2 separate regions of the Homo sapiens genome follow, and region 1 is linked to region 2. Evidence: chromatin loops called from intact Hi-C (ENCODE). Cell type or tissue: MCF 10A. All regions are shown on one strand. Each heading gives the region's core, and the rest is flanking DNA. Links, peaks and the distances in the headings are about the cores only.

What was found. A loop is a pair of places that touch in the nucleus more often than their neighbours do. Peaks named below come from ENCODE experiments on the same cell type or tissue, not always from the same donor. Only the 100,000 strongest peaks of a DNase experiment are listed, where the experiment ranks them.
Region 1: a loop joins it to region 2, with 4 times the contacts of the local background. A loop is called at or near these places in 3 of 110 quality-filtered maps.

The regions. Positions count from the first base shown.
Region 1 is chr1:215,881,903-215,899,146 of GRCh38, forward strand. USH2A (usherin) reads right to left here. Exons shown (of 72, transcript NM_206933.4): 41 at 6,524-7,152. Among named protein-coding and RNA genes, the nearest start is that of USH2A-AS2, 180 kb to the right of the region's middle. In MCF 10A, for the core only: a CTCF peak has its summit at 6,450 (motif pointing right); no DNase peak of the experiment used is centred there.
Region 2 is chr1:216,112,004-216,129,247 of GRCh38, forward strand. The region is part of intron 21 of USH2A (usherin); the gene reads right to left. Among named protein-coding and RNA genes, the nearest start is that of USH2A-AS2, 48 kb to the left of the region's middle. In MCF 10A, for the core only: CTCF peaks have their summits at 7,773 (motif pointing left) and 7,982; a DNase peak (open chromatin) is centred at 7,798.

The sequences.
Region 1 (17,244 bases), core at 3,313-11,312, 230 kb before region 2:
AGCAGCTCTTTTACATCCCTGAAAAGTCTCTCTAAAAAGAATCATGGCACCTTCAAAGTTCCCCATTTTAAGCAGAAACTTAGACATGCAGGTTAGTTGATTGGCTTCAGGCTTGAAAAGAGTAACACCCAAAAGCATAGTAAGCAACTTCCTCACTTCTTTAACTCCATCAAACTATTTTGAAGAACTTCATGAATAAGAGCATTTATAAAGATTGATATATGGGTTAAGAATGGACTAAGAGATGATAAATGTCTCAAAGCGGTGTGGCTTTAGGCAAAACATTTAACATCTCCAGGCCTCGGAACCCTCATGTCTAATGTGATGAGACAATCCTTGCCATCGTGTGTAGACATAAGATTGCATAATTCTAAGAGTATTTTGTCAATAGAAGATAAAAATGTACCATAAAGAAAGATCATGTGGGAATATTTGACTCCGTACAGTGTAGTAATTCCTCTTATGATGGACTCCCCTGAAAAATTCATACAGAACAAGATGTGCAATAAATATTTGTTGAAATAAAGTTGTCTTTCACAATGTCTTCCTTTCCTTTAAAAATATTAATCTTAATTTTTAATTTCAAATATTCTATTTGTATTTTTTCAATCAGACAGAGAAAGAGTACAAATATATAAATACAAGAAACATTAATTGTGGCTCTGTTTTATTTCACTCAGGTGAAAACTTAATAGTCTGAAGTTTATTCTTCCATACTTTTTGTATGCTCGTACAAGCAAAGCAAATATACTCCTGCATATCCTAGGTCTCTCTCTCTTTCTCTTTTATTTTTTAAAAACTTTTCACAGAAAAAAAGTTCTCTACCACTTATGCTGGAACTTGCTTTTCAGACTTAATTGATTATGGACACACCCTATTATTTTTTATGGTTGCATAATATTCCTTTCATGGTTGAAAACAAATTATTTGTTAATCCTACTGACATTATTTTATGCTAAAAATAAAATTTGAAAATGTATGCAATATGTGCTCTTGTGTTTATTTCATATTGGAAAGATTACCAAGTATTGCCATGCCAAAAGGAAAATGCATGTTTAATTTTAATCATTATTGATATACTACTTTCTTAAAAAGTTGGGGAAATTCACTTTATCATAAACAATGAAATTATCCGTGATCTGTGCCTCCACAAACTCTTGAAATTACTGATATTCGTTTTTGCTAATATTACTTGTTTCTTTAATTAATTTTCACTCCCTTGACTTTATGTGAGGTATGAATGAAAAATTAATTGTGGTTTTTGTCATTATTTTTAATGGTAAAAACCGTAATTACTTTTGCACCAACCTAATATATCCTCTTACCTAAATTATTTTCTATTAAAGTATCTTGTATTATAAATTATTAGAAGGCCTATGCATATTAAGGTGAAATTGATTTGTCTGTAGTATGTGTTACAGATGTACTTTCCAGATCTATCTTTTGGATGTTAACTTTTTTTGGTGGGTGGGGGGGAAGTTTATGCCTTAGAAAATCAATCAGATTGTTTCTAGCTACATATAGCTATCTTTTTTTTTTAAGCTACTGAGTTTCTTTTTTTCTTTAGAAAGTGCTCCCCTACATTTAGATTACATGAAATTCTCCTTTTTTTCTAAGATTTTTACTTTTTTAACATTAACATTTTTAATTTATGGGAATTTATTTATAATATGATATGATAAAGGGATCTGTTTTTTCCGTACACATTGATAGTTGGTCGGGCTGGTATCATTTTTTAAAGCAAACCATTCTTTACCAATGAAATAAAATGCAGATTCTACCTACAATAAGTCATTTCAACAAATACTCGTTATCTATACCTAAACTCTCTAGTTGGTTCCAATGACCATTTGTCTTTTTCATGCCAATACCATATTATTATAACTCAATGGCTTTAAAGTAAGTTTACATACTACAGAAAGTACCACCTCATTATTCTTCCACAATTTTCTATAATATTTTCAATCATTTAGTCTTCTATTTATACTTCAAAATCATTTTATCCAGCTTCATCCTTGAAGCCATCATTCTCAGTAAACTAACACAGGAACAGAAAACCAAACACCTCATGTTCCAAACACCACATGTTCCCACTCGTAAGTGGGAGTTGAACAATGAGAACACATGGACACAGGGAGGGGAACATCACACACTGGGGCCTGTCAAGGGGTGGAGGGTAACGGGAGGGAGAGCATTAGGACAAATAACTAATGCATGCAGGGCTTAAAACCTAGATGAGGGTTTGATAGGTGCAACAAATCACCATGGCACATGTATACCTATGTAAGAAACCTGCACGTTCTGTACATGTATCCCAGAACTTAAAGTAAAATAAAAAATAAAAAATTATTTTATCCAGTTTGAAATAAAACAAACAAAAAACATCGGCATTCTGATTTGAATGATGTTCAGTTTATATGTTGACTTTGGAAGGATTGTCTTGTTATGGAGTTAAGTCCTTCCATCCAGGAAGATTGCACTTTTTTTCCATTTGTTGCAGTGTAAAGAAGTAGAGAAGAACATAGGCTCCAGAACCCTATTGCCTGGGTGTGAATTCCAACTCTTACTCCTTATGTAATCTTATGCAGATTACTTAATCCCTCATTCTCAGTTTTCCTGTCTGTAAAATGGGAATGACAATAGCATCTATCTGACACAGTTGTAGTAAGAATTAAATGAAAGCAATTTCTAGAACATAACATGAACTCAGTGAATATATTTTCATTATTATTTTATTTCCTCTGTTTTATACTTTTTGTCTGTGGTTTATTTTAAGTAGACATCAAACATTGGCCCATCTTTAAAAGTCAATGAGGATGATGATTAAGACTCAACTTCTTTTACTTTGCTTTATTATCAAACCCATAAATGAGTGACCCTAAGTGTACATAGCAGAGGGAAGGAAGCTACACATGTTTGTGGTCTGGGTGACACTGTTCCTTGTGGCGCACCTGCCAAGGCTGGTGGCTTCACCTGTCTGAGCTGAGTGAGGACCCTACTGTATAAGAGGAGCTGACAGCTGCAGGATTACTCTATTTTATTCTGCTTCACCTGTGAAAAAGTGGACAGGGGCATCAAGGTTTACAGGCTCATGATGTTATCATAAAAGAAGTTTTTTTTTTCTTTTTTTTGGTGCATCATAGTCATGCAACTTAGTTATTTATACATGTTATTTCTTATCAATCCTCAATTCAAGGCTTCAGTACAGCAGTTTATACATTGACTTTATCCCATTTAAGTACCTTCTTCCTAATCTGATTTTACTTTGACTTTTTGTTAGAAATAACTTCTTAATTGTATGCCTTTTTTTCTGCATCTATTGATAAAAAAAAACCATATGGGCTTTCTACTTTAATTGGTTGATGTAAGACATATGTTGATAGATTTTTTGATGTTGAACCATCCTTACATTTTTAAAATGAAATCAATTTGTCCTTGTATATCATTCTTTTAATATACTGCTTAATTCAATTTGGTAATCTTTTATTTAGAAATTTTGAATCTGTACTCATAAATGAAATTAGTCTATAGTTTCATTGAACTGTTTTAGGTCTTGGTAGAGCATTTTTACCAACCTTATAAAATGAAATACATTTTCTTAGGTGATTAAATATTAAATAAAAGTGCATGGCTTTCACTTATTCAGGTGACACAACTCTTTGACATTATATATTTATTTTTCTTGTAATCAAATAAGATTTTAAGCATATTATTTCATCTATGCTGCTGTGCTCTCCAATTTGCCTTTCTCAAGGCTCATATTTATACCAAGTCATATCACCTCTTTTAGTACTTACTAATATGTTACATTGCATTTATTTTCTAGTTAGCCTAAGTATGTGTTGTCTCTCTTGATTTCCCTATTGGACTGTAATTCTTACAGGTGGCATTGTATGGAGAAAAAAACCACATTGCACAAAATGAGTAACACTAAGGTGAAATACCAACTCTGCTCCTTGTATTATCCCCCACCCTATCAGCTGGCATTCCATATTTCTCTACACTCAATTTGTTCTTCTCCCCCAAGTCCTTATTACTTCCAGGTATATTACATAGTTATTTGTTTGCATTCTGTCTAAAATGTAATCGCCATGAGCCTAGGGACTTCATCTTGATCTCTTCTGTGTCCCTACTGCCTAAAAGAGGCACTTACAAAGATGTTCACTCATGTACTGATGTTCCGTAAATGTCAATAGAACTGAAATTATTATTGTTACTGCTGTTAATATTACTGTCAATTTCCTTCATCCATCCTAATACCTGGAACAACCCTCTATGATAAATAGTTGAATTAATTTCTTAACCAATGCATTAATGACTATCCTTCTGTTATTTCATATAAAATATTTTCTATTTGCAATTTGGACTTTTAAATCTCATATTTTACAAAGAGAAGTCGTTGTTTAGCTGTCATATACCTCTGTTTACCAGCTAAGCTATATCACGAGAACGTCCACTTCGGTAAAGTCTTAAGATCGTTCTGAACATGTGAGCCAATAATACTGAAGGACAGATATGTTATCTTAATACTCTTTAAATAGTATATAGCATTAAATACTAGACTCAGTTGAATATTCCTGCTGATTCTATTGATAACTTTTTATTTCCTAGTTATAAGATGAGAATAAAAAGTGTGAATTTTTAGAATATTACTAGTGTACCATGTTCATATATTTCAGACACCTTCTTAGAGACATTGAGATTCCTGACTTGGGGTTACCAATGCCTTGTGGCCTCAGGTGAGTGCCTATGAGATTCAGCTTTCTAGCCACGCTAATCTAAACTTCTCTAGCAGGCTGACAAGCCATGTATATTGTTTAATTCATGGATGATATTACAAAATCAAAAGAGGGTAAAAATGTGAAGAAAAAGCCAGGCAAGCTGATACTTTTAATTATTGTTTATATATGCTGAATCAAGCAGAATTGTACACTGAGTTCCTCCTCTGAAAATACTTATTTTTTTTTTCTTTTGAGATGGAGTCTCGCTCTGTCGCCCAGGCTGGAGTGCAGTGGCATAATCTCGGCTCACTGCAAGCTCCGCCTCCCAGGTTCACGCCATTCTCCTGCCTCAGCCTCCCGAGTAGCTGGGACTATAGGTGCCCGCCACCAAGCCTGGCTAATTTTTTGTATTTTTAGTAGAGACGGGGTTTCACTGTGTTGGCCAGGATGGTCTCGATCTCCTGACCTCATGATCTGCCTGCCTCGGCCTCCCAAAGTACTGGGATTACAGGCGTGAGCCACCGCACCCGGCCTGAAAATACTTACTCTTTTTCAGATCGGCCACAATCAGTAACGCCTAGTTATAAGATTTTTATTCGAAATAATCCAGAACAATGTCCATTATGTAGTGTTGCCTTTGTAAAGAGACTGTGTTTGTTTTGTTGCATCATAGTGATTGGTACTGCTACCAAAGTTTTACAAAACTCCCCCAAGATTGAAAAAAAAAGTCATTTCTGGAATGATTATTAACTCTATGCTTGGGTTTTGTTTTTGGTTTTGTTTTTATTTTGAATCAAGAGCAATTCTTTACATTGCTCAGTTCATACAATAAACATCGTATATCGTGTACTTAAAATTAATTTCCCATTAGTGTTTAATGAATGGAATTCTATACACATATTTATATCAAAAATGTGTGTTGCTTTGACCAGCTTCATATTAAAACTAACAAAGACTTTTAAAAATAGCTTTTAATTTGTAGGTTAAATTAAATTTCTCCAACAATTTACACTGTTTAGCATCACCTAGTGTTTGCTTTTGGTGGGGGAGAGAGAACACACAACATAGATCCAAGTAATAATTTCAGCAGATGAACTTTGCTGTTATGCAAATGTCCTTTGTTTTGTGCTCCGGTGAGCAAGCTACTGTACCAATGCTTTTGGCAGTAGTACAAGACTGAATCCATGGAAGCCTGTGTGTATTTACACAAAAGAGGCTTCTAAGCTACAAAACTCCCTCCTGTTTGGTTACACTAATTTCCCTTGAATGAAGTTTGTATGCCAGCCAAAACAATGGTAGTTATCCTGTCCACTAGAGTTCATTCCCAATAGAATGAGGTGAATAATTGAACACTTTCTGGATAGCCCGTTAATATGCTATTTTTATTTCTTTCCCCATTACTTTGATTCTTTGATTATTAAAAAATACCAGACTATTGGTAATGGAAAATTTTGTTAATATGCTAATTCATTCCTCCTTATTTTCCCATCTCTTCTCATTTTCTGATCTATTTAAATCTGACGTGGTGGTTAAGCTAAGCATCATTGTGGCATTCAAAATATTTCAGGTGTGCGAGGCAAATGGAAGCATCTCAACAATATAATTAAGGGGATACAGGGATAAATGAAAAACTGACATCGAATTTAAGATAGTTTGGGCCAAAGGCCAAAACCCAGTTTCTCCAGTGAATGCCTAAAACAACAAATGCGTTTGTTTAGTCAGTAGATGGCTCTGTTCAACACAGAGTCAATCCAGGGTACATTCCTAAGTCTGCAAAGGAGAGAGAATAGTCAGTATCTTACCTGGACTGCATCGGGTTCCAGCACTGTCACCACAGGTGGCTGCACCCCAGCAGGTCGTGAGGGTCTTGTGGTAACTTCTACCCAAGCACTGCTGTTTGTGCCTCCATGAAGAGTGCTCATCAGTACCCGATATTCATATTTTGTCCATGGGCTAAGAGCAGAAGTCTTGTCAATAAACCTCATGGAATGACTCCTCGGGAGAGTCACCAGGGTAGTAACTTCTTCCTTTCCTTTGACTCTTCTCTCAATTGTGAAATTCTCCACCAAGCCATTGGGGTGGGTAGGGGGTTGCCAAGATATAATCACAGATGTTGGAGTATCAGAGAACAGCTCTGGACTTGGGATCCCTTCCGGTGCCCCTGGGAGTGTCCATACAGTCTGGGACTCTGGTGAAAGGGAACATCCTTTTGAAGTGCAGGCTTCTACCTGAAACTTATAGGCAGTGTATGGGTGTAAATGCATCACTGTGCAATTAGTGACATTTCCAGGAGTTCTCAAGTATAGACGGCCATGTAGATAAATGTTATAATGGGTAATAACCCCATTGGATTTTCTAGGATGCTGCCAGGTGACCAACATCATTCTTGACTTCACATCCAGAAGAATCGGAGGAACTACAGGTCCAGGTTCTGTAAAGTAAAATAAATCCAGAAAGTCAGACCTCTTGGAAATGTCCCACCTCTCCTCAAAGCTAAAATGAGTGATAGCTCTGCTACAAGGATATGAAAATGAACACTTGGTAAAGGCCAATAAGTAAATAAATAAGTGCCATAAAGACAAGGACTGTGATTGCTTTGCTCATAAATTTTGCGTGTGAAATACTTGTTGAATATTATGAAACTAAAATGATCATTTTCCTCTCTAAGACAGCTTTATCAAAATCATGTCTTTTTATTCAAGCCATTGGTTAAAAAATGAGGATTTAAAAAAATAAATTTAATAAACATACAAGAGGGTAGTTGTTACTAAAGTTCTAGCTTCCCCTACATTTTTTTCTAGAGCCCCAGTAACTAATTATAATCAATAACACTATCATAACAAACTTGCATATTTTACAGCCCAGTAAAATCCTTCAGCATCTCTCATTATATATTCTATATTATACTTGGTTCTGTTTATCATTCTAATCCATGTTTTGCAATTTATCTACTCCCTGTTAATATTATAGGCGATTTTTTACTGTGGCTGTGACAGAAGCTGCCGATTTAGCTCTTTCACCTACTGATAAATAAACAATGCACAGATCTGACCTTTAGGTTAACAGGTTTTATGCTTGCTCCACTCAGCACTCTAACTGATTCAATTATCATAAAGGTTCAGGAGGCTCCATGAATACTGAAAAAGGCCCACCATATGCCTGCATAGGTGTTGTGGAACAGCAAATATTCTGCAGCCCTCCAGAGAAATTCCTTAATTGTAAATAATTTCACCATGCGACACAATCAAGTCACCTTGAATGCAAACCCCTCAGCCTGCGGGGGCAAAGTGTTATTTAAGCTTTACTGGGCTGCGTTAAATTCTGCAATTTGAAGGGCTGTTAAGTTTTTCAATTGAAATTTCATTTAAAATGCAGGTGCTTTTTATTATATTGAGGCTTTACTGCTCTCTAGGTACAAGCAAGAACATGGTGCAATAACACAAATCTGGCTCAATCACTGATCAGTAACAGCTGTAATTCCAGAACATTTAGCATTCTTATAAACCACGGCCTGAAATCTATAAATTGCTAAAACAGATCAAGAAAATACTGTATCCCCCCTTTTCTGCCCACAGCAATTTTGACATTTATGAGATTTTTCTGTGAACATTAGATTTTATTGAAAATCTTTAAAAAAGATATACTTGGATTTAGTAATTGTTTAAAACAGCGTTGATCTTGTGAGTGTGTGTATGCGATTCAGTGTTACAAAGAAGGTTGAAATTTTAAATGCAACCACTGCTTTGCAGGGCCAGTGACTGCAATAATAGTTGGTTATATGAGTACACTTTCACACAACAGGATCCACGTATTTGTCACCAACTGGACTGATGGTAGAATCATAATCACTTTTCGAAGCAAAAGATGTTATAGTGCACTAACTCTGAAATCAAGCTATTTCTGACAATTTGGTAATGTATCCTATTTGAAGAGAAATCCCTAAAAAAAACCCTAAAACCAGCAGTCATGGTATAAATCACACTTTCCGTTTCAGTCTCTTGTTAGCTTTCATTTTAAAGCTTTCTTAAAACCACTATGCCATTTCTTACTTTTGCTCTCTGGTATACAGTAGCAGTAGCAATTATTATATCAAAATGGGGATACAGCTCCTTTCTTATTTATGCTTGTCATCTAGATTTGGCTATTTCCCAGAGAAAAGCAAGTACGAGTCTTGTAAGATATCAATGTTGTTTTGAAATCTAAAAAAACCCCCAAATCCCCTGAGATTGGGTTTCGTAAAATCAATGGTGGAGATTCAAGTCTTTAATGTCTAACCTTATCTCACCCTCTCTTCCCCAAAGAGAGTAATATACACTTAAAAATCAGAATATTTTTTATTAGGGTTTTCATCTGGGTCTTGCATAATTATTCCTCATATGTGAACTATCAAACTGTGAGCATCTTCAGGGAAAAGAAACAACAATGATGCAGTTTGTTCTCTGTGATTGGGGGATAAGGCTTTTATTTCTCCTGCATATGATGATAGTATTATGGGTGAAACATCCATGATAATGAGATGAACTTGCACTTCAAACCCCCACAATACACAGCCTTTTCTTAAAGATGATCTCTTATCTTGGGAAAGGAGAGGTGTTCAATTTCAATTTCATGATTTGTTTCCCCCTTAAAAGCCAGCATACATTTTATTAGCTTCCTGCTCTGGCTGAGTAGATTCGCTGCTCTTGTTGCAGAAGGGTCCTTTAACTTGTGTGATTCTGGAGAGGAAGCTGAAAGCAGCTTAATTAGCTCCTTTGGCTAGGGAAGTGTTAAAACCTGACTCCTGGCACTCTTTCAATTTAGTGCTTTAAAATGATAAGCCGAATCATCTAATTCTATATACAAATCAACTGGCCTGCAACTGCATGGTTGAAAGGGCCACCACAATTATGTAAAACATGAGTAATAACTATAATTGGGGTAGTTTGCTAATACAATAAAAAGCTCTGAACATGAGAAAAGTTATGCTCACAGCAGTAGCTATCACTTTCTAAAGTAAGAATTCATGGATGAAATGACATGAAAAAGATGGTTATAAAATTTTAATGGAATGATAAAAGGCAAAAGTCAGCCTCTCAGCTGAATTCTTAAAATCTCTATATATCACAATCAGCTCCTTAACTGTAAAATCAATGTGGAGTATAACATGTTGTCAATGCGGCTGTCACTGGAGGGGAGACTGGGAGTATGACAGGCACACAGCTCAGCTGGCCGGTGATGAAAATACAACCTTACAGCGCTCTCCGTGGGTGTAATTGTTTAGAGAACTCCCTCTTGGAGCTGGGAACAGGAGCATCCTTTCTGTCCAGATCACAGACTCATATTTCAAACCATTTCATTGCAACATTAATAACGGAAAGTAGTTTCATTTTGGCAAATGAAATTATCTTTTATGGGAAACTATTTTGCTCATCAGCTTCAAAAGTTCAGCCCCAGCCTAAAATAGAGTAATAAAATTGTTAACAGAGGAATCTGCTTATTTAGTTTTATATTCAGGTGTGTATATTGGAAAGGGTGTGTGCGCACACACTTGTTTGTATTTGTATACATGTGTATGAATACCCAGTTTGAATGACTCACAACTTGAGTGTGTATATAACTTTCAGTGGTTTTGTGAGTCTTCTCTACTTGTTTGCTATTCGAGTTACCCATGACTGATCAGTCAGTTTTCTTGTTACATTCTCATTGTTGCCCTGAAGCAATATTTTACCATTCTAATTAAAGCCTCGCTCAGTTTAAAAACTCTTTTTGGTAATATTAACTCCATAAATGAGTATCCCCTAAATTTACCAGTGAATTAAAAATCAAAGTGGCAAATATATGGATGTATAATTATATAAAGCAATATATTGCATGCTAATTGTCAATGTAGCCTTTTGTTATTCACTACTGATATGTTAACAGAATAATGGATTCTATCTTGTCTTTAATCATGAATTCTTTTATCGATTTATTATTTATACCCCAACTACTTCCCAAAAGAATTTTTGACAGCTCATAATAAAAGATCCAAATGTAAGAGGAGCAATAAAATAAAGAAATATTATTAATCTTGTGATAATAAAGAGGGTACAACAGTTATTTCTCAAAACAAAAATTAAGAATGGGCACTGCAGTTTTGCAGAAAAATGAACTTTCAGCCTGACTCTGATAAAAAAGGAAATGGGCTGTATAACATAAGTAACATTATTTAATGAAAGAAACCTCTGAAGGCTAAAAGGCTGTTGGAATTGGAAGGACATTATTTGATAGTTTGCAAATAGGAGAACCAATATTCGGGAACTATTTTTCTCTATTTCTCCTGATATCAGGAGAGTATTGTTTAGAAAGAATGTTTCAACCTCTAGAGCTGGGGCATATTGTGGGGTGAATCGTAGTAGATGCATCTGCGATAATTTGGTGCAGAAAATAAAATGCATTGATGTGAGAATTCATGAAGTCAGGAAAACATCCTAAAAAACCTAAAGGTCATCACATTCACTCCTTATATTTGGGCAAAACTTATCTGAATTATTCCAAATATAGCAAATCAACTCTGTTTACAGGTACATTATCAAAATGAGGAAGACAACAAGATTAAATGAATCTATGTATTGTTTTAGCATTGCAGAATGTTCTTTTATAGGCAGGTGCTATAGAAAATGCTATAGAAAATGATTATGGTAAACATCCATCTTTTTGTTAATAACCAGCAGTTTTTAGATACTTGACTCTCTAAGAATTTAAGATTTGAGAATTAAAACTAAACTCATGCCATTAAATATCAACCTGTGGCAATTATCTTTGAATGATCTCACATAGTCCACTGAGAGTTTTCAAATATTGACAATTTAACTTTTTCAAAGCTAAAGAACAAGAATAGTTTTTAAAAATAGTGGAAGGCCAGCAGATAGCATTTCTGGATAATGAGAGGATATACTTTTCCTGCTAAAGTGTCTTGCATATAATACACCCTCAATAAAATTTAAGTAGTGATAATAAGGCAGCTATGATAAAATTATTTTTCATTAATTTCTTAAAGTAAACATAAAAAACTTGATTTTTCATTACTTTCACCTGCAGTCTTCAGCTGTAAGAAACACAGACATTACAAGCACTCTATATTTGGAAGAGGAGTGTGCTTTAAGTGCCCAGGGGAGATTCGAGAGCTTAAGTGGGAAATTGAGGCAAGGTGGATAGAATTTTTGATTAATCAATCCATCCTTTCAAAGGATTCCGTATTGGTCATTTTTGGCTTGAATAAGTTCCTTTTGATCTTACATTATAAAAATAAAATATAAAAATAATTGTAAATATTTGAATTTGTTAATTCTGAAAATTCAGGAATTTGTGGAGAAAATCTATGCAACAGAAAACAAAGTATGTAGTGAAAACATGCAGAACCATTTTGCTCTCAAAATCAGAAGATTATAAATGTTATTTTTGATCATGGGTCTTCTGTTCTATGCAAAATAGATACCTGAATTACTGTTTGAAAGGAAAAACATGTCAGCAATCAGAGGTTAGTACTTAAGGCAACTGGAAAAATATTTGGAATGGAGAAAGCAAAATAGTTGTGTAGCACTACTGAAACTTGTAGTTCCTCTTTCTTCATTAAATAAAATGTACTCATATAAATATGTTCCACTCTCATTTAAAAATATTCCGATTTTCCTTGTGTTGCGTAGAATGATTTTAAGGATGCAAGTGAAACTTTAAATTCTAAAATGCCCTAAACATAAGATGTTTGTCATGCAATATTAGTTTTAAAATTTCAGTAATCTTAAGGGCATATGTGCACTTAAATGATTCGGAAGTCCTACTCTAGAATTATCTTGATCAATTTATCAAATTTTATACCACATGTTTCCTTCCTCTTCTGTTACACGGTCTCAGAGTATTTTACTCTTATTACAGGTTGTGAGAATAAAAACAGGAAAAATGGTTTTGTTTTAGAATTCTTTCTACACATCCCTCCCCTTCATTCCGAATAGCACATGATTTGGGGCTGGCAGAAGCCTCTCTAACTAGAACATTCGTTAACCTAGCCAAGACAGCAGCCAATATTGAATCAGAGGGACAGCCAGAAGCCTGCCTCTGACCAAGGTAAAAAAATGAGAATCACTTTTGGGATGTCCCTCTCTTACATTCACCTCTTGTCCCCACCCTCCTCGCCTCATACTCAGAGGCTGGAACGACCGACAGGACAACCTGAGAGTCCCTCTTCAGGTCTCATATGTCAGTGCTCTCTTACAGCAATTGCTTTCCAGCCTTACCCTGAACAAGTGGAGATGGTGTAAATTTGAACTTTGATATTAAAGTGCACTCCAAATATAAATCATTTCCAATTCCTCTCCTGGTCTTCTCTGGGTAGGCTTTCCTGGCCCTCATGTTGAGGGGCCATGCCCTTCCTCTGAGCTTGCTCTCATGGACAACTCAGCTCTTTCACTCTAACTATGGTTTTACTGTGTGTGCTCCTTGCCAGACAGAGGAAATCTCAAGGGAAAAACAGTATCATATCCATCCTTGCAACTTTCATATCTCTTTTAGTCCCTGGTACACAGTAGGTACACGGTAAATGTTTGCTTGATTGAGTTTTTGTGGATTTACTTCAATCAAACTCTGCTTTTAATCAGTACTTTGAGTAAGAATTTTGGGGCACCTACTCTATATCAGACCCTTCGCCAGACACTGGTGATAGAAAGATAGTTGAGACAGATCCCTAGGTCTTGAGACGTTACAATTCAGAAGGGGATATTGATGATTCACTAGTAAACACAAACCAAAATTCTAAGGGAGCAACAAGAAGGAAAACTTCACAGAGGAAGTGACACTTGAGCTGGGGCTTGATGAATGTGTAGAATTATGTCAGGCAACAAAAGAGGAAGAAGCATGTTCTGTTAGATCTAGATTTCAATTGACCTCACATTGCCTTTCTGTCTTACTCCAGAAGAACCTCTGTTCCTTTGTAAATTACTGTGAGTATCTGAAGGATGGATGAAGGTTGCTGAGGGGAAAAGTAAAGCAGGACCCAGGCAGTAAGACAATTTCCTTCATTGCCCTCTCCTCTGTTCACAGTGCAATTATAAATGTGAAAAAATAACAAGATGTAATGCAATGAGCAAATATAGCATGGCAATGGTACAGTCTTGTGTCACCTAATGACAGGAATACATTCTGACAGATGCACCATTAGGCGATTTCATTGTTGTACAAACATCCTAGAGTGTTCTTACACAAACCTAGATGGTATAGCCCACTACACAGCTAGTTTGTGTGGTATAGCCTGTTGCTCCTAGGCTACAAACCTGTACAGCATGTTACTGTACTGAATACTGTAGGCATTTGTCACACAATGATAAGTGTGTATCTCAACACAGAAAAGGTACAGTAAAAATATGATATCATCATCTTATGGGTCCACCGTCATATATGTGGTTCATCATCAACTGAAATGTTGTGCAGCATATAACTGTACTTAAAATATCACTGTGTCATCAAAATAATGAACAAATGAAAAGTTGTCTAAGTAAACCTACAGAATAAACTGTTCGAATTCTACAGGTTTTATGCAGTAGTGCCTCTTAGACTAGTGGTTAAAAATATAAATATGGAATTTTAAACTACAAATTTGGGAAACGATCAAACATTTTTAAATATATGACAACTAAATTGTTAAAATCTAAAGTGAATTCAAGTTTGGGGTTTTTTTTTTTGAGGGTAGGGAAGTGATTTTTAGAAAATGATTTCAATTTCATTAGTTGATCTAATTGCTTGTGTATGCCATATATGTTTGTCATTAAAATGACTGAAATTAGATATTCCATATTTCAATCTTATTTCCTGGGAAATCTTAAGAGAAACAGATTATCTAACTTTTTTGGGCTGGGGAATCCACAATTTTAAGAAAAAGTAGGTTAATTCATAGTTAACACAAGGCAGGATTTCGGTAGGCAAAAGAATACATCCACATTTAAGCTGAGGTTTGAAAAACTTGCCCTCCCTGCCAACTCTAATTTCTACATGCATGTACTATACAGAAAACAATTGCAAACATACGAGAGAGAAGGAACAATCATATAATCAGGAGTGATGGTTATCTTTGTTTTCAAGATATCAACATTTTCAGCTGCTAGGCAAGTGCCTTCATTTTATTAATCACATGCTCCCAAGCCTAACATAATCTTAGGACATTTTTGCAAGCTGTGGACATGCCAGGTGCTTGGACTGCCAGCAGCACATTTAAAAAATAATGTGTTGTTTGTATTTATCTGGTTGCAACCAGTTAAACACTACACTGACCAAATTGGCTGGAACAAACATCTTTTATTAACACACATTTAACAGGATTTAAAATATTCATAGGAAATGTGCATTATGATTATTTGGCATCAGCACACTAGATTTTTAAAAATGCATGGAACTGGATATTGGTGGCACACTGGTGTAAATGACAAATTATTTGAAAAAAAAATCTATTAAAATTCTTCACATCCTGTTTCCCTGTCCATGATAACTTCTCTGCACCCATGCATTTGCTTCTCTGGCTGTAGCTCATTGCCTGCCTAGATTTCTCTTTGTGGTTTCACCTGTGTCACAGGCTTGCTGAAAATCACTGTCTTGAAATGTCACACTAAAAATATTGCCATTGGTGACCCATTTTGGCACTGGAAAGCTGTGAGGCTGTGGCTGATGCAGAAAGGTGCCTGTTGATGGTATGGAATTTAAATGTGGGCACGAGGCGACTTCTCTGTTTCGTTCTGTAAGACGATATGTGAAATTTCTACATTGAAAATTGCACTTTGGGTTGGGTGAGGTGGCTCACACCAGTAATCCCAGCACTTTGGGAGGCTGAGGCGGCTGGATCACCTGAGGTCAGGAGTTCGAGACCAGCCTGGCCAACATGGTGAAACCCATCTCTAATAAAAATATTAAAAAAATTAGCTGGGTGTGGTGGTGGGCATCTGTAATCCCAGCTACTTGGGAGGCTAAGGCAGAAGAATTGCTTGAACCCAGGAGACAGAGGTTGCAGTGAGCTGACATGGTGCCACTGCACTCCAGCCTGGGCGATAGAGTGAAACGCTGTCTCAAAAAATGAAGGAAAGGAAGAAAAGAAAGAAAGAGAAAGAAAGAAAGAGAGAGAAAGAGAAAGAGAGTGAGAAAGAAAGAAAGTGAAAGAGAGAGAGGGGAAAGAAAGAAACAAAGAAAGAAGAAAGAAAGAGAAAGAAAATTGCACTTTGGTGAGCAGGAGGTGCTGGTCAGGATCAAGTAAGAAGTGTGATTCTGGCATGGAGCTGTCAACATGGGTGGTTTTATAAGCAATGCTTTGTAGCCTTGACAGAAAAACTGCTTGTGCCCAATGCCAATCACTCAGTCTTTGTCAACTCAATTGCATATCCTTTCAGAGATGGCATCCATCTCCACTGACATCTAAAATATACAGTACCCTGTCACCATGTCTCAGGTGCACTGCTAACGTAACCTGCAGGTACACATGGCCTCCTTCCAGTTCTTTGCTATGTATGTGACTTCACAGTGTATACACAAAGCAGAGGAAGGAAGAGTTCATTCATTTTGGGGAACGGATTTAAACACAAATAATGGTTATGAGTTGATACCTGCTATTTATTCAAGTGTTACTAATTCTTACTTAAGGAAAATGAAGGGTTAATACCACTCACTTTAAACTCAAGCCCTAAATACCACAACAATGGAGGGTCTCTGGGTATGAAAATTCTAACGATGTGTATGTGTGGTCTATAAGGCTTGTTTTATAGTAAAAAGGAGACCAAAGGTAAGTTTGCTCAACAAAGGATGCTATGCTAATTGGTATTTTACAATATTTTGGACTTTTGCTTATTTATGTGCTACCTCCCTGCCTATAGATGGCAGGTCATGGCCCTCATTCAGTGAAAATTGTGGGGAGATTACCGCTGAGGAAGTTTGAGTGTTGCCCTTTCTCTAGGAGAATAAAGAATGCTGTGCCAAAAAAAAAATGCTTTCTCCCTTCTTCCAAGCATTCTATTGAGCCATCACCTCTGCAGTGGGTTGAATAATTATTTTTGGCTAATCTTTATTTAGTGCCATCAAGCATGCTGCTATATATAAGAAGGAGATTACAAATCTATCTTCAGTTGTTTCAAATGTTTCTTCAAAAATCTATTTTGAGTGTGAAGTCTTCAGTCCATAAATCTGGTGATCATGGTGTCCAGATTCCCCAGAGTGTATGTAATGTTCCTCCTAAAAGGTGGTGAATTAATGCTTTCTGGACTTTGGGTGCCATTTATCGTACTGTGCTGATAATTTACTAAATGATACCCTTGAGAACAAAAACACTGAGTGTCCCCTTGCAAAGTAGCTAACTTTCTCCCAGGGAGTAATTACGAATTGGAAGAAATGAATTAAGTAACATACATTATTGCTCATAAAGGTGGCTTTTTTTTGTAAAAATAAAGTCAACTTTAAACAAGATAGATTGTACTGATAATGTCTAATTTGATGTCTTATCTTCACTAAAATAATGCAATTAAAGGTATTATAGAAATAA
Region 2 (17,244 bases), core at 2,944-10,943:
ATTAGAAAAACTTTTTCTTTTTACTTGACTGCCATTAGGTGGTGCTAGAAATGTCTCCATTCATAAACTATTTATGGCTAACCAGCTCTATAAATACATGAATAACAAAATCTCCATTGATTATACTCGACAAAATAACAGTTGAAAGCTAACCTGAAAATATGAGCGCCCTGGAATGAATCCCCAAACATTCCTTAGAATACCAAAGTTGTGTTATCTTATTATTTAAACATGTATTTTTTCTTCCTTTTGAAAATTAAATTTTTTTCAGTTGCTTACTACAAAAGAATTCAATAAATATTAGATTAGCATTCTAAAAATTACAATGGAACTATAGATTAGGATTAAAAAGTAGGGCAATACCTGAGGAAAAAAACAAGAATAATGTGCTTTAATGTAAAAGAAGTGTTGAGAAATGATTTCATTCTGGTCTGTATAAAACAAAGAAATGTGTTTTATAAAAACTTTTATTTTAGGTTGTGGGGTACATGTGAAGGTTTGTTACATACATGAATTTGTGTCACGGGGGTTCAATGAACAGATGATTTCATTATACAAGAATTAAGCCTAATACCCAATAATTATCTTTTCTGCTCCTCTCCCTTCTGCCTCCCTTCACCCTCAGATAGACCCCAGTGTCTGTTGTTCCTTTGTGTTCATGAGTTCTCATTATTTAACTCCCACTTATAAGTGAGAATGTGCAGTATTTAGATTTCTGTTCCTGCATTAGTTTGCTAACGGTAATGGCCTCCAGCTCTATGTTCCTGCAAAAGACATGATCTTGTTTTTTTTCATGTTTGCATGGTATCTCATGCTGTATATGTACCACATTTTCTTTATCTAGTCTGTCATTGATGGGCATTTAGGTTGATTCTATGTCTTTGCTATTGTAAATAGTGCTGCAATGAACACCCGCGAGCATGTGTCCTTAGGGTAGAATGATTTATATTCTTCTGGGTATATACCCAGTAATGGGATTGCTGGGTCAAATGGTGGTTCTGCTTTTAGATCAAAGAATGTTTTCTTTCGTCTTTTGAAATAATCCCCCATTCCTTCCTTGGAACGATTAAAATCTGTAGCTGTCTAAATGTGACCCTTATAAGGACTGATCATGCTTTACAACCTCCAAATGATAAAAAAAAAAAAAAAAAAACAAAACAAGAAAGTAATATCCACCAGATACTTTATGAAATACATATACATGCTATAGTGCTGATTTCCTGAGCAGAATAGCCCATAGATTCCTACTCTTAAATGGAGATACTGAATTGCATGATCTCTAAAATCTGTGGTAGCATGTGAATTTATAAATTAATGAACTGAAATTGTCATCTAACCGCCTTTTCATTTCTGAGTTCACTGCAAGAAATTTCTCAAGTTGTGTAATTTCCTTTCCATATGTTATAAATAGTTTTCAGCCACTGTCAGGCAAAACATTTCTAGCATCAGGAATAGTTTGGCCTGGCATTTCTGAAAGACGCCAACTAGTATTCGATAGATTTAAAATGAAATCTTATTCTAGTTTTAATTTGTATTTACAAGATGAATAGTGATTTTGAACTTTCATCGTAGTTCTTCATTTGGATACTTTTTTGTCATTTGTGCATCCTTATTATTGATCTGTAAGCGTTTTTTCCACATTAAGGGTATGGTTTCTTTGTCTGTCACTTGTTAAAGTCATTTACTTTTTTTTAACAATTGACTTTTAAATGTTATTTTTAAATGTAAAAAGGGGGTTTATTTTTGTTTTAAAATCTAAATGTTTTCAATAATGGCGTCTTCCTTTGCTTTTTATAATTGGGCTTCCTAGCCCAGAATTTGTAACTTACTTATATTTTTTCTGTTCATTTTCTGTATTTTTATATTTAATTTTCTGGAAAAAATAAAGTATTAAATATAAAATTTGTAATTTATTTTGACATGTAAAGTGAGATAGGGATATATTCCAGTTTTCTTTCTTACTTACAAATTTACTTACAAAATTGCTTTTTTTAGTAAATTTTTAAAATTCTGCTTTTAGCTACCTATCAACTAATTCACTCTTTTGTATTAAAATGATTATTATAAGTTCTTCTTTTCTCTTTTCCTTAAATAGATCCTGCACATTTCTTGTTAAGCTATAGTACTTATTATATATTTAATTGATATTAAGAATCAGATCATTTTCAGATTTGTTATTGCTGAATTATGGAAAAAATATTTATTTTTATGTATTTATTTATAGCTAACCATCTTATTGTACTTCTGTTATTTATAATAGGTTTTGATGGCTTTTTTAGGTATAAACTTATTTTCTGGAAATTTCATCTATTCCTTTTCAACAGCCATAATTCTTTTTTCTGTCATTACACATGGGTTATATCATCCAGAACAACACTAAATAACAGTGGAGGTGATAAGCATTATTCATTGTCCCTAACTAGTAAAAATTGATATCATTTTTAAACCCTTAAGTAAAATGTTTACTCTTGGTTTGTCCACTTATTATTTTTGTCTTAGGTAACTATGTTTCTAGTTCATTTTTTACATAATTTTATTCCTCCTCTTAGCATACACTTCTTGAGTTGCTATTCTGTGAAAGGTAAGTAAAGCTGACTACAATGCATTTTAAATTTTTAGGAAACTTTAGGCTAAAAGAGGAAGAAAGCAGTCAGGGGATATTATCCAGAAAGAAAACATTTTAGGTGATTGGTAAACCCTGAAGAAATGAAATTTCCAGTGGAAGGATTCACCAGTGCAAACACCAATAGCAACCAACACGTCAAATATGAAATGCCACCAGATGCCATAAAAGAACAACTCAGGGCTTCCCTTGAATAGCTTTTTAAACTTAGCTACAAATATAGAACTATAGGCTTATGTGTATATAAAGTTTTAAGTTAAAATGTATAGATAGATACAGATACATAGATATTAATAGATATCTATGGTTATTTAGATGTGTATTTTCATAGATATATATCTATCTGCATATAGATATCTATTTATATCTGTATCCGTATGTATAGAGAGAGCTCTATCTATGTAGATATAGGCATCTATGTATCTTTCCATCCCTCTCCAAATTATCAACCCCAAATTGCCCTTACATACCAAGATATTTATTTATTTTTGTTTTGTTTTGTTTTGTTTTGTTTTGTTTTGTTTGAGACAAGGTCTTTCTCTGTTGTAAGGCTTGAGTGTAGTGGCGTGATCATAGCTCACTGCATCATTGACCTCCTGAACTCAAACAATCCTCAGCAATTCTCCCACCTCAGCCTCCTGAGTAGCTGGGACTACAAGCATGTGCCATCACACCCAGCTAATTTTTAAAAGACTTTTTTGTAGAAACAGGGTCTCACCACAGTGCCCAGGCTGGTCTAGAACTCCTGGACTAAGCAATTCTCCCTCTTCAGCTTCCCAAAGTGCTAGGATTACAGGCGTAAGCCATTGTGCTGGGCACAAATATATTTATGCAATTGTCAATACAAGATCAAGATTTCTCAAGAAAAAATATATGAAAGTACATTATAAAAAAGACTTTTAAAATCAGTGTATTATTAAAAAGTACATTATAAAAATATACTTGAGTTTATTGTAAAAATGCTTCTTATTCAGAATGCTTCTATCAACATCCAATAGTTGTACATTTTCATCCTCCCTTTATACGTACTGTATTTATTCAATTCCAAACAATTGAATAAATTGAATTTATTCAATTCCAAAATAGATGAAATACATTTCATCTATTACATAAATATACCCCACATTGAATTCATTTGGAAAACAATTGTGTCTCAAATTGAAATCATAATAGTCTAAAATATAAATTGAATGCCATTTAATGACATTGAATTATGAATTGTAGAAATCTACATAAAGGACTTGCTTGTTTTATAAAGGAAAAGAGAAAATTCAGCATGCATTTTTGTTTTTTTGAAATAATTTCTATTTTACCTTCATACCTTGTAAAATTTTTAGTATTTTAACAAGTGACTCTAGCAAATAAAGCATTTAAGCTTAGGCTAAAGCAAAATGTTAGTACTAATTGTAGTTATAAAAATATTTTTAATACAAATGAATTTTTATCATTACTTACTCTGTGTTTCTATAAAATTAAAAAAATAATAACTTTTTACGTATATTTGTAAAACACATTAGTTCTAGTTTCATGTTTTATACCTCAAATAAGATCCAGGTGCATGCATAGATACATGTATATAAATTATATTTCATATTTGTAATTGCACGTTTACATATAATAAACATACAGATACTTCATAAAATTTATATTTATTTTGATAAAAGAAATTTCAAAAATTGATCTTACAATATCTACTAAAATATACTGTATTTTATTTTGTAAAACAAGCATTATGGGGGGAAAAATAAAATTCCACTAACTTGAAGCATTAGTAAAATTGCTGAGTGACCTTGACCTTGGAATGATTTCAATGGTGTCCATGTCAAGCATAATGGTAGAAAGTGTTCAATGACCCAAAAGGACATTAAAGAATTTTACTCTGGGGTTTTACACCAAAGCCCTCTCTAGTAACAATCTCAGTGGATCCCAAGCAATTGGACCAATACGATACTTTATGCCAGACTCCCTTGGAAAAAATTAGAGTCCCAGAAATGGAATGAAAGCAAAACTATTTTTCTTGTTGCACTTTTAAATAATAGACTGTTAACTCACAATGAACTCACAGTCTCCACTCCTGATTCTGACCCTACATTTTGGATACAATATTAGGGTCGCTTCAGGGTTCTTGTACAGAAGAATCCTGCCTTAAAAAGTAAGGGAATAACAAAATGAAGGTGCTGGCTAATCTAACATTATGACAGAAGGAAAAAAAAAGCTAACACAGAAAACATCAGACAGGATTAGGAACTTCCTGAAGATCAATACTTGATCACACATCTAATTTTGAGTGTGCTGGAATAGTCACATCATACTCCACCTCATTTAAACAGAGAAAGGAAAGGAAGGGGGTGCTCCTGAGGGAAGCTGATTTAGCATAACTATGAAAATGACTTAACTCATGGCCATTACCTCTCTTACCCCAGGCTATTTTATTTTGCTTGTCAGGAGTAGGGCAAGAAGTCTGTTGGCTGCCTAGAATGACACTTTGTCTTTGGTAGCCATGGTTTAGTAAAGATCCAGTATTTTACTAAAATGGCATTGTGGAGGCTCTCCACAGACAAAGAACATGTTAATAAAATGAACTAGTGTCCTCCTTCCAGGCCAAGGAATACCTAAACTATCATTATGGTCAGACTGCAATATTTATCTCCAAATACGTAGTTTGAAAATACTAAGATTCCAATAATGCATGTCAAATGAATGAAAGAATAAAATCTCATAACTATTTTAGTAAACCATATAATTATATAATCACTCTTACAGGAAGTAAATCTTTATATATAACTGAGCACATTCTTAATGCAACTTAATTTCATTTTCCTTAGTTCACACTGATGTGGGAATTAATAAGTATTAACAGATCTGCATGGTAACAATACACATATTTGAACCTGGTTATTAATTCATTCCTCATACTTTAATCATCAGGACACTAAAATATTAGGCATATTCAATTCAATAGAAGTAAAAACTGTTTAGAAATTAGAGGAATGTTTGCCTTTGTGTAGACACACCTATTTATAAACTTTTAAGTGTTTTAGCTAATACAACTATATCTTCCCTCAATTAAATCACTTGCAATATATGAACCACTTTAGAGAAAAAATAGCTTCTTGGCCCTCACTCTGACCTCATATACACACAGAAACACAGACACACATACACACACAGACACACATATATATATGTATATATATATACACAGATATATATATACACACACAGATATATATATGCATGTATACACATATATAGATATATATATGCATGTATACACAGATATATATATGCATGTATTCCTCCTCCAAAGGAGTCATTTTGTTAAGATATTTCTTTGGTAAAAGTGAAAAAAAAAGTGTGGGAAGGGGAATTTGATGTTTGGCTTAATGATTAAAAAACAAATGCTAGAGCCAAGCTTTCAAAAACTAGCTTCTGCACTTAATTTATATGTAACTTTGGACAAATCGTTTAACTTTTCTACACCTAATATCCTCCTCTAGAAGTGGGCAACGAGAGTTTCTTCTTTCACAAGTCTTTTGGGAGGATTAAATGAGTTAAATACATGAAAAGTACTCAGAACTATTTGGCCCTATATAAGTATTAGCTATTATTATTAAAATCCGTCCACTGTATTTGTTCTGAGAGACCCTCAATTTGGTATAAATAGCAAAGAGCTATATATTTTAGCACTATTTTTACCCATTACAAAACATAAAGCTTCTAACTAGAGACACCTTGAATACCTGCAAAGTCCAAGAAAAAAGGGAACCAGCAGCTTGAGCCATCTCAAGGACTTCTCTATGGGAACAGGAGCCTTAGCATCCTCACCTACACAGTCCAGCTTCTCATAAGCACACAGACCTCTATCACACAGAACCTTAGTTCTGTGTCAAAGTCCAGTAAATCCTTACTCTATTCAAGAAATGTATATTGAGTGTCTCCAACAGACAATGCTCATCACTGGAGATACTAATATGGAAAAGACATGATCGCCACTCCAAGAGCTCAGAGTTTAAAAAGACAATACCTGGTTTCTGTTTTTTATCTTTAGTTAACATGCTTCTTGTTCACTTTCCCAAGATCTAGGCTCTAAACAATTCCTGATCTACAAACTCTGCTGGGGTAACCCCCTTGCTATGATACCACCCTTTAATATTGAATGCCCAGTTCATCCTGTCAGCCACCCATTAAAGACCTCAACAGGTCCCCTGGATTACATCCACAGAAAAAAGCAAGTTTCTCTCCATGTACAGTCTTAAACTCTTGGCTGTGCCCAAACAGAGACTAAACAAAAATGTCTCATTTCTGAACTAGTGTTTAGAAACTCTGTTATGGCAGCACTAGGACTGAATGCCGCAAGTGTGCACAGCTTCTGAGAAACAAAGGACTGGCTACATTCTAGAAAAGCTGGTTGTTTCATCACAATACAGAAATTAAAAATCACTAAGCTATTACATGGCAAACACATTCTGTTCCATTTTATTTATTAGGATGGTCTTATATGAACTATTCAAAAGGCTTATTTTTAAAAAAGGAGTTCTCCCCAACCCCATCACTAAATAGTTCAGTAATCACTAAGTAGCCATTTATTCAATTTGGTAATGGTCTGATTAAACAGCTCTCTAGTACACTAAAAACCATAGAGGTGAAATAAAACATTAGAGGTAAATGATTTTACCCACTGATGCATTTTCTCTCTGTTTCTAGGTCCTCCCTTTTAAAACTAAGTCAAAATCTGGTATATTTCAGTGGAACTGAGTTGTTTAGCTTTGTGAGTATCAGTTGCTACTCTAATATTACAGTATATAATATAACATTATATATATGGTATACATAACAATATAACATATAATATAATACTAAATGTAAAGACCAATTATTCAAAGCAATAGGAACTCTATGTTGTTTTAAAGTTCTACTACAATTTAATTTCACATATATTAATTTTGGTAAAAGATGATGTATTTTAATTAAACGAAATATCCCATATAAATATATTTTTTTATTTTTTTCCAGGAATTTTGACAAGATAATTAAACAAAATTGAGCATGTATATCATTTCACTGCCTTAACAGAGGCTCTTCTCCTTCCAGACTACCTTCTGAGAATGTTAGCAAATCTATTGGTCCCACAAATACAGTTGTGATACAAACCATTAACAGTGCCATCTGTTGGTAGCAGGCAATGTTGATATGCTTTCTTTCTATGGTGCAATTTCATTCTTATCTATAGACATCCCTAGGTTGAAAGGAGCTTCTCTTCTCCCAGATGGTTATTTCCAAGTGCACAGACATTGATGGGTTTGCTTTTCCTCCTCAACACCTAGCCAAGAGTCAGGTACTTCGTGGATATTCACTTGTTTTTTTTTATTGAAAAAGAATAAAATCATAAACATTTTTCTAATGTGGATTTAGAATAAAATAAGTACAAAAAAGCAGATACATATTTTTTTCAGTCATCCAGGATTGCTTAACCTTAAAATGCAAGTTTTGTTTGAGATACTATTAATGACTCTTGACATTTGACTATAAGATTGAAAAATAAGTCATTTAAAGTTTAGGACCGCTATTAAAACAGGTCATACTAAATAGCAAAAAAAAAAAAAAAAAAAAAAAAAAAAAAAATGGCTGGGCACTGTGGCTCACGCCTGTAATCCCATCACTTTGGGAGGCCAAGGTGGATGGATCATCTGAGGTCAGGAGATTGAGGCCAGCCTGGCCAACACGGTGAAACCCCGTCTGTATTATTTATGTATTTATTTATTTATTTAGCGATGGAGTCTCGCTCTGTCACCCAGGCTGGAGTGCAATGGCGCGATCTCAGCTCACTGCAAGCTCCGCCTCCCGGGTTCACGCCATTCTCCTGCCTCAGCCTCCCGAGTAGCTGGGACTACAGGCTCCCGCCACAGCGCCCAGCTAATCTCTTGCATTGTTAGCAGAGACGGGGTTTCACCATCTTGGCCAGGCTGGTCTCGAACTCCTGACCTCATGATCCACCCGCCTCGGCCTCCCAAAGTGCTAGGACCACAAGGGCGAGCCACCGCACCCGGCCTCGTCTCCACTAAAAATACAAAAATTAGCCGGGCATGGTGGCGGGCACCTGTAGTCCCAACTACTCAGGAAGCTGAGCAGGAGAATCGCTTGAACCCGGGAGGTGGAGATTGCAGTGAGCCGAGATGGCGCCACTGCACTGCAGTCTGGGCGACACAGTGAGACTCCGTCTCAAAAAAGAAAAGCCAAAAAAAAGTAAGAATGAGAGGACTTCAATATGATTACATGAGACAGCAAGAACAAGCAAAACTTATATACTTTTACATCCCCAAACATTATTGATTATTTCAGTATTTAACATGTCATATTTGATAGTTTTGTTTAAAAAAATGAGTTTTATGGTAGTATTTTATAAAGTATTTGAACATTTATTTAAGAGGTGAACACAGTGAGAAGAGGGCATAATATGTAACTTCTGAATAAGTAGGAACAAATCCTTTAATTATTTGGCATAGCCAATAATATATATTAGTTTCAAAACAGAAATGTGTAATGTATTGGTCAAAGATTAGTACAATTTAAAATTGTTTCCAATGTAAGACTAATAATATTATGTTAAAGCTGCTAAAAGGTTAACTATGTTAAACTAAAAGGTTGAATGAACTTTCCTTCAGTAATGATAAATTTATGAATAAATGAATAAATATAAAAGTAAAGAACATAACTTATATCCCAAATTTTAGACCTAAGGGAAAAATAAAATCACCTTGATTTAAATTTTGCTGGTTTTTTTCTTTTTTTTAAACAGCTAATTTGATACCTGTTTTTATTTTATTTTTTTGCCACTCTATTATACTCACCACTGGTAAAACAAACAGGACATTTTAGCTTTAATCTTCTTACTACATAACCCAAATAACTTCAGTCATGTTTGCATTAATGCTGCATTAATCATGTTGTTGCGTATTAATGAGTTTTCAGGCTATGCTAATTACTGTCATAGATTCTGCAGCAGCCCATTAAATATACAAATTACAGAATTAAAGAGCCAGAGCTCTTCATGATTAATCTCTAAATGGAGAAAAACTAATGATGTCTGTACAAAGTTTCCCTCTACTTTTGGCTGAGTGAGCCCAATGAACAATCAGTTAGACTATTTGAGGAATAAGAAACTCACGTATTATACAATTTTATGTAGTGCTTCATTATAACAGTGGATATTGCTTTATATTTCATAAAAATTCTGCAACCTTTACCTGTCTACTGTCCTAAATATGGGTAACAGTGTTGTTCAATATTGAACATAAATTTGAAATAAGGCAAGTTTGTACTAAATCCATTCCAGTGAGGCTCCCAAGTACCAAAAGGGCTTCATTAAAAGCATTTTCATCTAAAAGAAATTGTCACAAAAAGGACCGCAAACACAAAAATCATAATGAAAATGTAGGGCTGTCACAAGAATGACACCATAATGCTTTGTTAACCTACATAAAGTCTGCAATATATCATGGAGTAAAGCTGTCTAGAATAGCACATCAGATCTGTTATGAAAGGTAGATTTGGATCCAGACATTTTTACCTGGGTGGGTATGGAGTATGACTACCCAGCTGCAAGCACGGGAGAAAAGTATCATTCTTAATCACATGGGCAGGACATAGGAGTAGCTAGTACTCAAAATGTTTCAGGGATCCAAGAGAGGGACACAGGCTAAAGAAAGAAGGAAGTGGGATAGAGCTGGAATAGAGACTTGAACTGACAAATAAGCATAACAATAGGTGAAACTTGGAAGGCCAGACAAGCCAGCATAATTTGGCACAAGGGATGTGCATGTAATAGAAATCTAGAGTCCAAAGATGAGTGCAGGGGATCAACTTTAGTCGAGGGTGCAGCCTGGTAACAGCCAGGCAGCAATACTGGTTTTAGGATACTAGGCAGCTTTCCAAGAACATAAAGAGAGTCAATCACCAGAACCAAGAGAGAAAATGGGAGTGGTATATGTGGGTCTTGGGAAGGTGCTAGGAGGCTCTTTGAACAAAGTGTGTACAAAATGGAGGCCAGATTCTTCTGCAAGATTGAGTTTCTGAGAGCCTTAAAGCATAAGTCTGAATCTTCCAGATGAATTCATGACCCAAGGGACCAGGGTAGAATGAGCCTAAAGGTAGAGATTAAATGACTCCAGCCCTGGGAAGAAGAAGCTACAGAGTGAGAATCAGAGACTTTCCCATCCTATTGCTATACAATTAAACTATAGAAAATTGCTTTTTATCAAGGTCAGATGTACTAGTGTAGTATATCATAATAATCTTGAGTGTGAGAAAAGCCAGAAACTCCAATTTATTTGACAGTATAATGACTGAACACTGAAAAGAGAAAGGCAAAAGGAAAAGAGCAAACTTAATGGGTCTCTCACCATGTGACACACACTGAGCTGAATATGTCATTTTATTTGTTTCTCATGGTTCATTTATGCCAATTATACAGATAAGAAAACTGAGGCTCAGAAAGATTATCCAATACTAGAAAAGTTACACTTACCAGAAAAGAACTGACTTAAAAAAATCTTTCTTCTTCCTCTGGGTAAATAGCACAGTTGCACAGTTTTGTTAAGCACAGGGACTCAACAATGGTTTGTTGCAGAAAATACAGAAGGATATTTTTAAAAAGTAGGTAAAGAGTAAGTTGTTGTTTAAACATATTAAGTCTTGTAAAACAAAACAGTTGAAGCATTTGCTGATCAGGCAATCAATGCATTTGCTGGTCATGTTCATCAGCTAGTTGATTAATGTTATCTATGACATATGTTCGGGTAAACCTATAAGCCTCAGTTTCCTAAGCATTTCCAAGAGCTGTTGCAATTGTTATGCCTCTCCAATTTAAAATTCTATTAATAACCAATTATGTATTTACTGGAGTGTTTTCACTGTTTCTGTTTTCAAAGATGTATTGCTCATAAGCTTTTCCCTTTTTTTCGCATTATTGTAAGCCTTTGAAAACAGGAACAGTTACTATGTTTCCCACATTATTTGTTTTTAGACCAGTTGCTATAGTTTTATGTACACAATGGAAATTCAATGTTCCTGACTTACACAGCCCAATGCAAAATTATTAGAAAGAACAAGATTCAAACCCAGAAATGTGTATAATATATATAACACATAGAAAAATAAGAGCTGGAGCTTGGGTAGCCCACCTAAATATAAGTTAAACACCTAAGAAAGTTTTCTTTTTCCTGCTGTTAGGACATGACTTGTACTGAATAGAACCTAGTCATACATTTTTTTCTTACAGAGAAGTCATACAGTGACCCCATAGCCCTACACTCATCTCCTCTGTTAATGACTCTACAGCTATAAACCAGGCTTGACTATGTTCTATAAAGAAGATCCTCTCAATAGACTAGATTTCCTTATCCACAGAAAGGTAAGACATCAATCAGAGGAGTTCTGCATATTTTTTAGGCTGAATTGCTGATGCTCTGGGTGGTAATTTAAATAGAAACCTTTTGTCGCTTTAGCAGCAATTGTATAAACACAATGTTGCCCAGGCAGAAAGTAATTAAATTGACAGAGGAAAGAAACATGACTTGAACTGGATAAAATACAAATACATCAAAATTAAAGTCAGTGTAATGAGCTGAAAACACTGCGAATTCAGACAACAATATATTAGCCAAAGCACAGAAACCCCTCTCAGGCAGTATCAAAGCTGACAGAAAACACAGTAAGTTGGAAATCCTGCAGCAAGCAAGGAAGCGTATTGATTAGGTACTGCATATACTGAACAAGAGAATAACTTTAAAGGAAAAAAAAAGCTAATGAATGGGCCAGAGAAATACAATAGGCCAAAGAAGAGATATAACAAAAAGAAAAAGGCGGAGGGAAACCCCTCCAGATAGAAATACAACAAGACAAAGCAAAAGCTCAGCAAAAACATAGAGCAATTCAAGTCAGAAACTCAGCAAGAAATGCAAGTCATGGCAGAAATATAAGATCAAGATAAGAACATATTCAACCTTACACCGAGTTTTAAATCAGAACAACAAATTCAGCAACAAATCTGCCAAATGCTAATGATTCAAACAAGGAGGCAATAATTGAAAGTAAGAAATACACCACATCTCATCCAGTAATGTTCACAATGCCATTTCCCCTAATTATTGCTGATATGGTGACCTTCTCCTGAAGGGACACACCAAAAATTCAGTTTAATTAAGGGTTACCAGTGTAAAGAAGGGTTTTTCATGTCTCTGTTGTGAGACTGTGGACAGTAACACCTCATTTATCTGGTGTTATTTAGGTAATAAGACATTCTGCATGCATAGATTTCTAGTTAACAGGTTTATTCTTCACTATTTTAACAATTGTAATAAAAATGACATCAAATATATTACACATTTCCTTGTTTTCTAGAGTATGATGAATGTGCTTTAATCTATCAGTGATTCAATATGCTTATATAGAACTAACAATTTTTATACGGTCTTGAATGAGAATTACATTTTTAGATCTTGAACCTTAATATCAAAAGGGCTCTACAAATGTAAGAATTAGCATATCTATATTTTTCTGAAGTTACTGTCTCTCCTTTTGTTATCATTGAATCAGCTTTTATTTAAACAAGCAAAAAAAAAAAATCCTCATAGAATCTGTTATCCAGGAAGATCATTAAACGTTATCTAAAACTCAAACAATATGGGACCCCTTCTTCTCCTATCAGTGAATCGCTATTAGCTGTCTTTTCCCTGCCTCTCGTGCTATAAGGCTCCAATCTGCCATGTTCTAGACATACACTGTTAGTATTTTCTCTAAAGTAAGATGAAATCAGATGCATGCATAAAGAAAATTAGGGAAACTCTAAAGAGCAAAATGAAGGAGGACCACTACATTGGATAGTGTGGAAGAGTTAGTAGGCGAGCTTTAAACATCAATTTTGATTGTGCGATGGCCTTTTCACTCAGTAACAAATTTTCCATCATATTTCAAATAGTTTGAGTTGCCATTAAAGTTGCCTCTGGATAAACATCTTTTTATCAGTATTTTTTTAGTGGTTCCATCTCTTCAATGCTGCAGCAATAAGAAACCAAATTTCAGGACAGATAGATGGGGTGGAAAAAATAACTAGGCTAGAAGTTCTCACGACCAACAGACTCAACCCCTGATGTAAATAAATCACTACACATTTCTTGGCCTCCATTTCTTCATCTGGCAAATAAGGGGAAGGACTAGTTGATATCTTCCTTAATTCCTTAATTCAATTAGCTGTCTGGCATCATGTAGACATCATCTAAGAACGCCGTAGGTCTTTTATCATTATAAGACAGCTGCCAATTTAAGTGATTCAAAGAGCATATGATGTGTTGGGTTAATTTTTGTAACTTTGGAAATTTACATTTCAAAAATGTGTTTTAATGCCTTTTCCCCTTATCAAAGTAGAAATGCAGTGCAAGAATTAAAAATAGATATCTAAGTCTTAAAAGGGTTCCTTTGATAGTCCTGCTGACTGCTTGGGGTCTCACATGGAAGAGAGTGCCTAAATGCACATGAAACAATTGTAGGAGCTCTTCTTCCTGGCAATTAACAGCCGTTGCTTTTTTTGTTGTTGTTGTTTTGTTTTTGTTTTTTTTGAGATGAGGTCTTGCTCTGTCACCCAGGTTGGAGTGCAATGGCGGGATCTCAGCTCAGTGCTACCTCCACCTCCCAAGTTCAAGCAATTTTCCTGTATCAGCCTCCCGGGTAACTGGGATTACAGGTGCATGGCACTATGCCTGGCTAATTTTTTGTATTTTTAGTAGAGACAGCATTTCACCATGCTGGCCAGGCTGGTCTTGAACTCCTGACCTCGTGATCTGCCTGCCTTGGCCTCCCAAAGTGCTGGGATTACAGGCATGAGCCACTGTGCTGGGCCGAGTGCTTGCTTTGTGTCAGACATTACTCTAAGCACATCTATTCAATCTCTATTCTTTATAATAACTATTTTACCCCATTTGTATGTAAAAAGCACCCAAGGCCAGGAGATATTATATCTAACTGAAATAGAATAAGGCCACAAAAACCAAGGCTCCTAATTTTTGCAATAATAATAATAATAATAAAAGCCACGTAACATTAATAATATATTTGATCCATGATTGTTTTACCAAATTTGATTAAATAGATTTAAAGTTGAAGCCTTCATTCCAAGCAGTATTTCACTGGACCAATCAATGGGGATACTTAATGTTTAAGATAATATTGTTTCTATTGTATTGTTTCAAAGAAATATGGAAAATGCTATTCATGATAATGTGGTTAGCTGGAATAAGTTCTACTTCTATAATGTATGTTTGATAAAGATGATTCCATAGAAATTTATCACTCTTACTATGCCAATGTTTACAAATAGCACTGCAAAGAAGTAAGCGCAAAGCTTTCGGATACAACTATCTTAGCTATGGATAGAGGTCTTCAGGGAGACAGTTTGCATTAAAATATATTTCAAATGCTGGAGTCTCTTAACAGTCCAAGTTGTTACTTTCTGAGAAGTTTTGGAAGTCACAGCATTGCACTAATAGTATATGCCAAAGCAATATACAAGTAGGAGTAAAATGAGGAAAAAAATGTAAGCTATGCTCAAGTTCTTCTTAACGGCATTAGAATTGACAATGGCCAAACTCTTTCATAAATGTACTCATTGATGACTGAGATACAGAGGAATGGTGTTTCCTTTCATGGAAGTCAGTAGAGAGTAGACAGCAATATCCTTGGCACCCCTTTAGAATATATTTTCTGAAAGTGAGTTTGAAAGTAAAGGTCACACAATATTGAATCATATATATGTATCCATCGAGATGTCTATTATTGGATCCACTTCCTCTGTCATGGCCAGCTTTGGCAATGCTTTCTCTTCTTTATTTGATTTGTTTCAGGAGAAAACTCTCAGGGCAATGTTACCACCTCTATTGCTGGCGTTTATACAGAGACCTTGCTAATATCCATCTGTGCTGCATGCCATTTACAAAATAATAAAGTGTAATTCTGGAAAATTACCCAAATGATAAATCATTTCACAATGCAAAAGTAAAAGAGAGAATTCACACAAAGAATTTGTGAGCCTAAAAATCAATGAGTGAAGAGTAAGTTTCAAAGGATTCAAATTAAATGCTGTTGTAGCAAAACTGTCAATTATCCCGCATTCTTTTATTAATTTTGCTTTTATTTGTAGAATGGCCTTTCCTTGGAGCCATTATAAAGCATCAGTATGGCAGAAGAATCATTGGAAAATAACTGCCAACCAGATTTGCTATCTGTATTCTAAGTAAAAGATGCTGATTAGAAGTCAGATGTAGCTCAGGATGAGTAACATCAGGGATTCTGGAAACTTTTTGAGAATTTCACTGCAAACTAGAAATGAGATGGGATGTTTAATTTGCTAACTTTGGAGCCAAGAATTTGAAGAGCATACTGTATAGAATCTGATGCACTGACTTTTATGAGGAAAATGTAGATATTATTAGGGTAGAAACTGTTGCCTTGCAATTTAAAAAATTACAATTGTATTCTTCACTTGTCTTGTTCAGATAATATTATATAGTTAAAAGTTGATTGAAAATTTATGTATGCCCAACATTACATTTGATGCTTTTTCATCTAACTTATTTGCTACTAAAAACAATGTGTAATTTAGATGCACTTTCCTTATTTTAAAGAGTAACGCAATGAGGCTTAGAGTGTTTGATTCTGAAGGTATAAAGTATGGATTTGAATTCACGTATTTTGACCCAAGTTCAGTGCTTTTGTTTTTGCTGCAAGACAACTGGTTACCAAAAAAAGTACTATTTTGAGATTAAGCTTTCAAATTATAATGCCTTTCATATGATTACCCTGAGCAAACATAGACAAGATCCCATTTAAAACCAAATTAAATGGAAAATCTCTTCCTATCTATCCTCGAAGACTTCCAAACTGTATTCTTTTTCTCGTCAAGTTAACTTTTCTTAAATTGTAAAATTTTTAATTTTCATGGTTACTTAATAGTTGTAGATATTTATGGGCCACACGTGAAATTTTGACAAATGCATACAATGTATAATGATCAAATCAGGATAATTGGGATATGCATCACCCCAAGCAAGCATCATTTCTTTGTGTTGGGAACACTCCAATTCCACTCTTCTAGTTATTTTCAAATATACAATAAATTATTGTTAATTATAGTCACACTATTTTGTTACCAAACATTAGATCCTATTCCTTCTATCTAATTGTACTTCCGTTCCCATTACCCATTACCGAACACTTCTTTATCCCCCTCCCCATTTCCTTCCCCAGGCTCTGATAACTATCATTATACTCTCTGTCTCCATGAGATCAATTTTTTTAGTTCTCACCTATGAGGGAGAACATGCAATATGTGTCTTTCTGTGCCTAGCTTATTTCACTTAACATAATGTCCTTCAGTTCTATCCAAGCTGCTGCAAACGACTGGATTTTATTCTTTTTTAATGGCTGAATATTTCATCATGAATATGTACCACATTTTCTTTATTCATTCATCCATTGATGGACACTTAGTTTGACTCCATATCTTGGCTATTATGACTAGTGTTGAAATAAACATGAGAGTGTAAATATCTCTTTGATATACTGATGTT